2 separate regions of the Homo sapiens genome follow, and region 1 is linked to region 2. A link is an interaction called in ENCODE POLR2A ChIA-PET data of the cell type or tissue named here. Cell type or tissue: A673. All regions are shown on one strand. Each heading gives the region's core, and the rest is flanking DNA. Links, peaks and the distances in the headings are about the cores only. Region 1 overlaps FARP1 (FERM, ARH/RhoGEF and pleckstrin domain protein 1). Region 2 overlaps FARP1 (FERM, ARH/RhoGEF and pleckstrin domain protein 1).

What was found. Peaks named below come from ENCODE experiments on the same cell type or tissue, not always from the same donor. Only the 100,000 strongest peaks of a DNase experiment are listed, where the experiment ranks them.
Region 1: POLR2A ChIA-PET joins it to region 2 with 15 read pairs; 2 of 35 experiments call an interaction of 5 or more read pairs at or near these places.

What each region holds. Positions count from the first base shown.
Region 1 is chr13:98,390,500-98,395,873 of GRCh38, forward strand. FARP1 (FERM, ARH/RhoGEF and pleckstrin domain protein 1) reads left to right here. Exons shown (of 27, transcript NM_005766.4): 11 at 313-381; 12 at 3,144-3,219; 13 at 4,728-4,977. Among named protein-coding and RNA genes, the nearest start is that of FARP1-AS1, 43 kb to the right of the region's middle. In A673, for the core only: no CTCF peak of the experiment used is centred there; no DNase peak of the experiment used is centred there.
Region 2 is chr13:98,274,999-98,280,372 of GRCh38, forward strand. All of the region lies in intron 2 of FARP1 (FERM, ARH/RhoGEF and pleckstrin domain protein 1), which reads left to right. Among named protein-coding and RNA genes, the nearest start is that of MIR3170, 69 kb to the left of the region's middle. RefSeq lists an enhancer at 5,071-5,120. In A673, for the core only: no CTCF peak of the experiment used is centred there; no DNase peak of the experiment used is centred there; H3K4me3 peaks cover 86 bases; H3K27ac peaks cover 2,304 bases.

The DNA.
Region 1 (5,374 bases), core at 82-5,081, 120 kb after region 2:
CTGAGCCCAGTGATCCCTGCCTTCACTAAAGGCACAGGCTCTTGGGATGGTTGCTTAGTAACCAAACACAGTTATCAAGTGGGCTTAGTTAATTGAACATTTTTTCTGTATATTCAAGGAAAATATCAAGAGACTGAGTGGACCCAAAAATACAGAGTCTGTCAGGATTGCTTTTAGTCCTGGCTAGCCAAGCAACCCTGCATCTCTCCCAGTTAGGGAAGGAGGGGAAGTGAAGCCCTGAAGCATCATTTGTGTGTTTAAATGAGAATGCCTTGGTATTTCTCCCCTTCCCTGTTGTGGTCTCTGTTTCAGTGGTCGGACTCAGAAGCAGGTTCTCGACTATGTTAAAGAAGGAGGACATAAGAAGGTGCAGTTTGAAAGGTAAGAGAAGCTTCAATGCTACTTCCAGTCTGAGAAGGCTCAGACTCGCCAGGTAACAGTTTGTTGCTGCTAAATATTTCTTTACCCAGACTTCAGACTTGATGTCCCTTGAGTTGTAAATGATAGTCTCAGTCATCCTCAGCAAGTCCAGTGTTAGAGAGGAAGGTTTTAGAGCCCAGGGGCACACCCTCGAGAGTGAGATGAGAACAGACAGAAAGGACTAGGGGAGGCGGGAGAGGACATACTGGGGAAGGAGAGAAGGGCTTAGGACATCACAGTGGGGGATGAAGCATGATAAAAACTAGCTCACTGGTGAGTCCTTCAATATTTTGGGATTTGTATTGAAAGCATGTCTATGAACATTTTAATTAAATCAAGTAAATCTGGATGAGCAGAAACAGGATTTTTTCTTTCTCAAAACAGGGTCTTGCTCTGTTGCCCAGGCTGGAGTGCAGTGGTGTGATCACAGCCCACTGCAGCCTCAGCCTCTGGGACTCGATCAATCCTCCCACCTCAGCCTCCTGAGTAGCTGGGACCACAGGTGCCCACCACCACTCCCAGCTAAATTTTTGTAGAGATGGGGTCTGCCTATGTTGCCAGGGCTGGTCTCAAACTCCTGGGCTCAAGCCATCTTCCCGCCTTGGCCTCCCAAAGTGCTGGGATTACAGGCAAGAGTCACCATGCCCAGCCAGAAACAGGATTTATTATTATTATTGTTGTTGGTGTTATCAAACACTTGTAGCCCTTAGTGTGTGCCAGGCTGTTCCGAGCACTGGGCCTGAGTGAACTCATTGAGTCTTCACCTCAGCTCTGTGAGGTCAGTGCTCTTTTATTCCCTTTATAAAGATGGAGATACTGAGTCCCCAGTAGGTTAAATAACTAGTCCAGGTCTCATAGCTGCTAAGCAGTTTCTGGCCAGCCAGCCAGCTCCCAAGCCCAATGCTCCAAGGAGGAGCAGCAGAACCCAAGGAGGGTAAAGGAGCGGAGGATAGGCCTCAAGAACTAGTTACTGCATGTAGCGTTTTTAAAAAACTTTTTTCATTTTCATACATTTAAAAATTACAATAAAGTACAGGGAAGTCAGCAAACACCCAGATTCCTACTACTTAGAATTAACGGCCATTAACAGTTGGACACATTTGTTTCTGGGGTTGTTTTTTCTTCTTTTATTTGCAGCTCTCGTTACAGACATGGTAAAACCCCCTTGAACCACCAGCTCTGGTAATTTCCCTTCTCCCCTCCCCAGAGGCAGCTGCCACATTTAGGCTCCTTTCTGTATGCATATTACTGCATCCCAAAAGAGTGTGTAGAATTGCTCTGGAGGCCGGGCACAATGGCACATGCCTGTAATCCCAGCACTTTGGGATGCCGAAGTGGGTGGATCACTTGAGCTCAGGAGTTTGAGACCAGCCTGGGTAACATGACGAAAGCTCATCTCTACCCAAAAAAAAAAAAAAAAAAAAAAAAAAATTAGCTGGATGTGGTGGTGCATGCCTGTGGTCCCAGCTACTTGGGAGGCTGAGGTAGGACGATTGCTTGAGCCTGGGAGGTCAAGGCTGCAGTGAGCCAAGATTGTGCCACTGCCCTCCATCTCTGGGCCACAGAGCGAGATCCTGTCCCAAAAAAAAAAAAGAGAAAAAAGAAAAACTGCTCTGAGTGTGTTCTTTTCATTCATATAAGTACTCCCATATATAATTCTGCATCTTGCTTTTTTAATACTACCTTTTTTTTGAGATCTGTTTTAAGGGCCATACAGTAGTATGAAGATACTACACTGTATTTCTCTGATTGCCTATTGAGAACCATCCAGATTATTTCAGTATTTTGTTTTGATTTTGCTGAAATAAACCTGCTTCTGTGGCCATCCCTGCATCTTCCTTCTACCACAAATCTGTGGTGCTTTCTCATGCCCTGTCTCTATAAATGTCATGTTCAGGAGGTTTTTTTCAGGAGGTTTTTTTTTTGGAGATGAATCCCATAATTTTCCTGGACAGTCAATGGTTAGTATTTGAAAACCATGTAAGAAATAGCCCAGTTCTCTCTCTGATTCAGAATGTGGATCTCTAGAGCTTTTCTGTGCTAACCTGGAGTATTTTGAAGAAGAGCTGGATGTGCCTGGGAATAGAATCTATATTTACACAGTCTCATGAATTTCAGGACCTGAGCATTTCAGTGCCTGTTTGATGGGGAAAAGGGGAATAGGCAGACTGAGAGGGAAGAGATGAAAGAGACGTGTCAAGATGCTGTTAAAGTCAGTTCCTTCTACTGTTGAGGGCAGGCCTTTTCCTCTGAACTTACCGCTTTGATAGAGTGAGCGGATGAGTGGTAATTGCCTCTGTTATAGAACTGATCCAGAAAATAATTACCTAAAGTACATGAATTGATTTCATATTGTCAGACCATAGCTTGCTATTCAGAGCATGGGAGGGCGCAGCCACATCCTCCCTCCTCTGTGACTTTCCCCTTAACTAGAAAGGTCCTGCTCAGTTGCTAAATGTTTCTTCACGAGCTGCACCGTGAGAACTACAACAAGGGCTTCTGAGAATTTCTCCGAGATTTAAGTAACCCTTGAACCATGCAAGTGCTATCAAAGGATGACTGCGTATGTTTCCAAGTAGCATTTGTAAAGGCGGCTCTGGGTACCATCATTATTGAGGAAGGCACTAATACGTCCAACAAAAGGACTTTTGTTTCATTTAAAACCAAGGAAAAAGAAACAAAAACCTCACCTAACTTTAATGATCTTGTGTGATTTTTCCCAGGAAGCACAGCAAGATTCATTCTATCCGGAGCCTTGCTTCACAGCCTACAGAACTGAATTCGGAAGTGCTGGAGCAGGTCAGTGATGGCGCTGTCCTATGATAACTCTGCTTTTCCCCACACTTCCTCCACGGAGCCCTGGGCTTCAGAGCGGGCTTTCTTGTTCTCTGTCCTTTCCTTTGGGGTTTTTAGCAGATGAGAATCTGATTATGGGCCTTGGCTTTGACCAGATATAGGCTTTGTGCCATGTGCCGGCAGCCTGGGCTCAGAGGCCGTGGAGTGTGTTGTGTTTTCAGCTGCCTTCTCATCTCCCATGCGGTGCTCTAAGCCACTGAGAACTCAGCTCAGCGGCGGAACCATCGCGGCAGTGGGCAGAGCTGAGACTGACTCTCCAGCTAAATGGGTCCACTTGGGAAGAGATGGGGACCCGCTTTGTAACCAATGGGTGTAACTCCTGCCTGGTGCCAAGGCCAGAAGCCTTTGCTGGCACAGAACTGGTCGGCGAGTTCCCAGAGCTTGTATTACAGGGCAGTGACCACAATTGGCAGTAAGAGACATTATCACTCTTGCTCTGAGGGTGGCAAAAGCTCGTTTTCCCTGGAGTTGGTCTCTGGGTAAGTTCTCAGGGCTTTCTCTAAAAGAGAAAAAGAAACTTGGGGAAGAATATAAAGGAGGTTTCATCGTGTGAATCCAAAAAAACCCCTTTCCCCGTCCAGGCTGCCCTGAGAAGTATAAGCAAACATGTCCTTTGTCGTTTTTCTGATGACTGTGTCAACTTGCCTTCAGGGGTCCCTGATGTGCCTGCCCATCCTTCCCTGGAGACCCCCTGTGGGCTGGAAGGGCCGTCTTGTTCCGTAGAAGCTTTACAAGCCCAACATGAGCAGGACGTGGTGGCTGGCGCCTGTAATCCCAGCACTTTGGGAGGCCAAGGCGGGAGGATCACTTGGCCCCAGGAGTTCAAAGCCAGCCTGGGCAACGTAGACCCCAGTCTCTATAAAAAAATTTAAAAATTAGCCGGGTGTGGTGGCACATGCCTGTGGTCCTAGCCACTTGGGAGGCTGAGGTGGGAGGATTGCTTGACCCCAGGAGTTCAAGCGCAGCCTGGACAACACAGGGAGACCCCATCTCTACAAAAAAAATTTTTTTAATTAGCCGGACATGGTGGCGCAGGACTGTGGTCCCAGCTACTTGGGAGGATTGCTTGAGCCCAAGAGGTCGAGGCCGCTGTGAGCTGTGGTTGCAGCACTGCACTCCAGCCTAGGTGACAGAGTAAGATCCTGTCTCCCCCTCCAAAAAAGAAAAGCAAAGCAAACCCCAGCATGAGTCGGCGGGTCCTGGAAAGCAGAGACCGGGCCGGGCTTGTGCTGCCGGGAACAGTGCTGTCAGCCGCCACGCCCTGAAGGAACCTTCTGGATCATGCCCAGATGTGCCTCCGTGATTGCTGCTAGGCCAGAGAGCTCCGGGGCAGTTCTCCCGCCGCAGAGGCCTCGGGTGTTCTTGCCTGGCTCTCCTTTTCTGTTTTCAGCCTTGGAATAACAGTCTCCCTCTTCTCTATCTCTCCGCACCTTTTTCCCCACCCCACCCAGTCTCAGCAGAGCACCAGCCTTACATTTGGAGAAGGTGCCGAATCTCCAGGGGGCCAGAGCTGCCGGCGAGGAAAGGAACCGAAGGTTTCCGCCGGGGAGCCGGGGTCGCACCCGAGCCCTGCGCCGAGGAGAAGCCCCGCGGGTAACAAGCAGGCGGACGGAGCCGCCTCGGCGCCCACGGAGGAAGAGGAGGAGGTCGTTAAGGATAGGACCCAGCAGAGTAAACCTCAGCCCCCGCAGCCAAGCACAGGTCCAGCATCCCGGGCTGCCAGAGGCAGCAGTACTTCCATTCCTTTCATTGACTGCAGTGACGTAGATAGCGAATACGACCTTCTTAGAGAACAAGCGTCCCGATCCCGGTCCCGATCCCGGTCCCGGTCCCAAACAAATGACAATTATGAGGGTGATCTGACCAGCGGTGTCTATCTGCTGTCCAGGGAGGAGGGGCGAAGAGAGGCTGGGCGTAGGGCTTCCCCGCACTCTGCGAAGTCCTCCCGGCCTCCTTCCGGAGAATTCCTTGATGACGATTCAGCAGACATCACCTTTGATATGAGCGGGAGCCCTCGACTCCCAAGGCATAGCTCTCTCATAGATGAAATGTTCAAGGGCTCGGCTGGTCACAGCCCCCTGGCCACCCCATTGTCTCC
Region 2 (5,374 bases), core at 51-5,050:
CAGCCATGCAATACTGTATTCATCTTGCCATCCTTGAGTGAGTCAGTGAATTATCTTGTGATACAGGACTGCATTTATCTGACAGATATCTTTTGAAAGTAACATGATATCTGTGAGAGGTCTGAGGCTGTGATTTCACTTTGGTTTTCTGTATGTGATTCTGTAATAAGTTAATGCCTTAACTTAAACTCTAATGTTACAGAATATCGTAAACACGAACAGATGAATTCAGATTCCTTTTCAAAAGTAGATTTGACACACTGAGCTATTTATGCATGGAATACATGATGTCAGAGATTTGCTTCCACATAGAATAGGTGGCAGTGAATGTGGGTAAGGAGAGAGAGAGAGAGAGAGAGAGAGAGAGATAATATTTATATATTTTTATATATATTCATATATATATATGTAGGTGAAACAGGATTGGCCATGAGTTGATGATTGTTGAAGTTAGGTAATGATTTGGTAAATATTTTAAAATATTTTATGAATTTTTAATAGGTTTAATTGTGTTTTCCTAAAGGCAAAATCTGACAAGCTTCTAGGGAGGAGATTGGCAGAATAGAGTAATTCCTAACATTGTTAGAGTTTGAAAGGAAATGGTCCCCCCACTTCTTTTCTCTTTCTCTCTTTTTTTTTTTTTTTTTTGCATCTCTGAAAGACTGAGCTGAACGATTGTGACAATTAGTTAGTATATAAAATGTCCCACTTTCCTGGTGAGTGGTTGACATTGGTGGCTAAGCAATTTCAGGCATGAGAAGAGAATAAACCTTTACTGATTAATGGTTGACTTGTGACCTCCTGGTCACTTTCTGGGCTGGCAGCAGCATGATTTGTGTAACATTTAAACATAGTTGAGAATCATAAAATATTCTTTTCATGCATTGATTTCTTAATGCATTTTTGAAGTGTTTTCATTAAGACTGGAAAAATTATGATCTGTGTGTGAAACTGACAAAGGTCGGCGGGGGTATGATGGATGTCATTATGGAAAGTCCTAAGTGATCATGGAAATCCCTTCTTCCTTTTTCTGAGGCATACAGGCAGATGGAATTCTGCCTTGTTTCATGTTGACATCTCTGCATGTTCATTCTGAGAGGCTCACAGGATGGCTGGCCTGGCTATCCCTGAGGGCTCATGGCCTGTCCCCAGAGGAATTAAGCATAGCTGAAGGCTAGCCTTCCCTCTATTGATGTAATTGATGAAATGAGGAAGCAAGATGCTAAGAACAAGACCCATTTCTCAATTATTGAGTGTTGTAGAGTCTCTGAAAAAGATATTTAGAAGCACCAGAGCCTGCTAATTTTGCCTGGGGTTTAGGATTTATATATAACCAATGAGACAGAGCAAGAATTCCCTTTTGGGCAATATGGTCTACTCTGCCCTGTTTATGGAGTTGTTGATTCATAATATTATGGCATAACAGTTGAAAAAAAGCAAAACACAAGATTATAGGTAAGACTTGATTACAAAAGCTATGTGATGATTTTGTACTGGTACAGACAAAAGAGAGGAGCTAAACAAATGTAAAAATAATTGGGTTAGGGTAGAGGGGATGTGGATAACTTTTTTTCTTGCTTAAAAGCATCTTTATTATTATATTGTTTTTACGTTTGGATTTTGTTTACAAAAGAACCAAAGTAAGTCATCTTCTTGGTATTCAAAAGTTCCAAAGATGGAATTTTCCCATCAGAGTGCGATGGTTTAAATAGAAGTTAGGTTCCTAGGAAGAATAAATGAACCATAATATAATTGCATAGGATGTAGAATATCCATTGCTTTCCCCAAGACCAGAATGATACCTCTCACAGGCAATGCGAGGAGTCCTCCACCCCTGCCACCCACACTGGGTGTGTGACCCAGCAAGGGGGCATGGGTGGGGTGGGAGGAAGGTAAAAAGGGGAAGACCACAATAGCTGTTCATATACAGGATTATTTGCTATTCTGTTCTTAAAGATTGCTTGATATTTTGTTTTGATTGCAAAAGGTGATTGATATGAAAATGTCAACATTTCAAACACAAGTATTCGTTTTGTTCAAAATGTTTGTTAGATCAAATCAGAATATGATCCCAGAACATGTCTGAGCTCTTGGATCTGCTCTAGAAAAATACACACACACACACACACACACACACACACACACACACACCCCATATGTATATATTAGAAGCAGGGAGTGGCTCTGTCACCCAGGCTGGAGTGCAGTGGCATGTGTGGTCATAGCTCACTGTAACTTTGAACTCCTGGGCTCAAGTGGTCCTCTGGCCATGGCCTCGCGTGTAGCTGGGACTGCAGACACACACCACCTTGCCTGGCTAATTTTTATTTTTATTTATTTATATATTTTCTGTAGAAACAGGATCTTGCTTTGTTGCCCAGGTTGGTCTTGAACTCCTGGCCTTAGGTGATCCTCCTGCCTCAGCCTCCCAAAGTGCTGGTTTTATACCATGCCTGGCTTTAGAAAGAAATATATTAATTAACATCTACAAAGAGATGATCCATGTCCACATAATTGGTTCTGCTTATTCAACAAGCCGTTTTTCAGTGCTGAGACTTCCTCTGAGGAGGTATGGGTGGTGGCGCTGGGAAAGGGGTGAGGCCTTCTGGGAGACCTTCGGGGACGCCACCTTGAGGGTGGAGTCCTGTGCTAGTGGCAGAGCACTGTTTAGAGTCAGCCGAGTGAGTCTCAGTTCCCTGGGCTTGTTTTATGCATGCGGCGCCTGTTTCAGGTTCTCAAGAAACATGGTATTCAGTTCATTGAGAGCACTGGTTCTTCATGCCAGCTGCCTATTAGAATCATCTAGAAATCTCTTGGAAAACATGGATGCTCAACTTCCACCCCCCAGAAATTCTGATTCAATTGGTTGGGCGGGGGCCTAGGCATTGTTATTTCTGAAAAGCTTTCCAGGTGATTCTATTGTGCAGCGAGGGTCAAAATCTGGTGATCTGTTATTTAACAAGCTATTGTTTTAAATGGTCAAAATCTGGTGATCTGTTATTTAACAAGCTATTGTTTTAAATGGTCAAAATCTGGTGATCTGTTATTTAACAAGCTATTGTTTTAAATGGAGCTTAAGGGGAAGTATTACTGTGACTATTCAAAAGAGCTGTGTTTTCTTCTACCGGTCCACAGTGAGACTTTAATATCCAGGGTGTGTGTATGAGTGAGTGAGTGTGTGTGTGTGTGTGTATGTTCTGTGTGTCTTTGTGTTGTGTGTGAGTGTATGTGTGAGAACATGTTGTATGTGTGTGTTGTGTGTGTATGTGTATATTTTGTGAATGTGTGTATGTATGTGTGTGTGTGTGAGAGTATACTGCAAGTGTGTGTATATGTGTGTGAGTGTGAATGCGAGAGTATATTGTGTTTAAGTGCGTGTTTGTGTGCACGTTGCATATGTGTGTGAGTGTGCTTGTGTGAGCATTGTGTATATGTGTGAGAATGTGTGTGAGACAGTGTTGCAAGTGTGTGAGTGAGTGTGTTGTGTAACTCACCAGATGACCCTAATGTGCAAACAGGGTTGAGATCCAGAGCTGTGTCTGAGTGTTGTCTGTGTCCTCCCTGGAGAACATCCTTCGTTTTCTGGTTCGGAGTGTATATTGATTGGCATAATAACCACTACTCATCAGTAAACCTGTGTAAAGACCCATAAGACCTGCTAGCTGGGAAAATGGTAGATTTTTCACTTCTTCACTTCTACATTTCTACCTTGTGGTTTCATGGACTATGTCATAAATTTATTAATATTAATTATGAACACTTATGAAGGTGTTTTGATACCTGCTGTGACGAGGCTGCATTGTTTTTCTTATCATTTTAATGTTATTTATTTATTTATTTATTTTGAGACAGAGTCTCCCTCTGTTGCCCAGGCTGGAGTGCAGTGGTGCGATCTCGGCTCACTGCAACCTCCGCCTCCCGGGTTCATGCCATTCTCCTGCCTCAGCCTCCTGAGTAGCTGGGACTACAGGCACCTGCCACCACGCCCTGCTAATTTTTTTTTTTTTTTTGTATTTTTAGTAGAAATGGGGTTTCACTGTGTTGGCCAGGATGGTCTTGATCTCCTGACCTCGTTATCTGCCCGCCTCGGCCTCCCAAAGTGCTGGGATTACAGGCGTGAGCCAACGTGCCCGGCCCATTTTAATGTTTTTTAATCCAGATAGGCAGCATGCTAAATAAATAGTAAATTTCTAAGTACAATAGAAAAAATTGCTCATGAAATGTGCCAGTATTAACATTTATTTCTTCCATTACATTACTTTGAAAATTTTGTAGATTCAAGAGAATGTTGAAGTGGTGGTTACTTTTGTTTTCCACATTGATTCTCTTCACTGAGAATGTTGAAATAATAATGATTGTGAAGTGAAATTTCTTTTTATTAATGCAATTAAAAATTTGCTCCCCCTTGCATATGCCATTTGAAACAAATTCCACACATATTACAGTTTTACAGCAGTGCTGAATGGTGGAACTGCTGTGATGATGGAAATGTTCTGGGCTTCTGCTGTTTCAGTAGCCACTGGAAATGTGGTTCTGGATTGACTGAGCAACTGAATTCTTAATTGTATTTAATTTTAATTAACTTACTAGCCACATGTGGCTAGTGCCCGCCCCAGTGGGCAGAGCACGTGCAGAGGCTGGTTCTGTTCGGCTTGAGAGGAGCTTGGGTGGGGCCCCTGCAGCAGAGTGACAGCTGCCCCAGGGGATGTCAGGGACATCACCATTGCATATACCCTGGTAGGTGGGTTGTCTTCTGAAATCCTGTGCCTTGCTACTGTTACTCGTAGAGGCTTGGACAAGAATCAGTGATCCCAAGAAAGGATGTAGGATGTGGCTTTGTGGGGTATGACGTAGCTCAGATTGAAGACTTGTGGCCCCGGTACCAGGCGACGCCCCCCCTCTGTCTTCCGGGTCTCCCCCACGTTCTCCGCTGTCTGACCCTGATGTGCCCAGCACCTTTCTCAGGTGTTTTCAGCCTCTCCCTTGCTCCTGGCTCCTCCCAGGGGGAGGTAACCATTGCCACATCAGTGCCCCTGTGCCCTCCCCTGCATGCCCTGCTCCCAGCCATGCATGTCGCCTCCATTTCCTCTCTGCCTGCAGTGCCCGTGGCTCCCCTCCATGACCTCAATGCTGACTATTCTTTTGAGGAAATCCTTCTTTAACACACAAATCAGCTGGCGTCACTTCTGCTTAAAAACCAGCAGTGGCTTCCCCTAGAAAACAGCCTCCTGGGTGTGCTTCCGGGGTCTCCGGGATCAATTCCCCCATGCCCTCCCCCTCCACACCCAGCATCAGCTGGTTTTCCAGCCCAGCCCCGAGCCCCCACGGGAAATGGCCCGAGCTGGTGCAGCCTCAGCTTTCAGGCCTCGGCGGC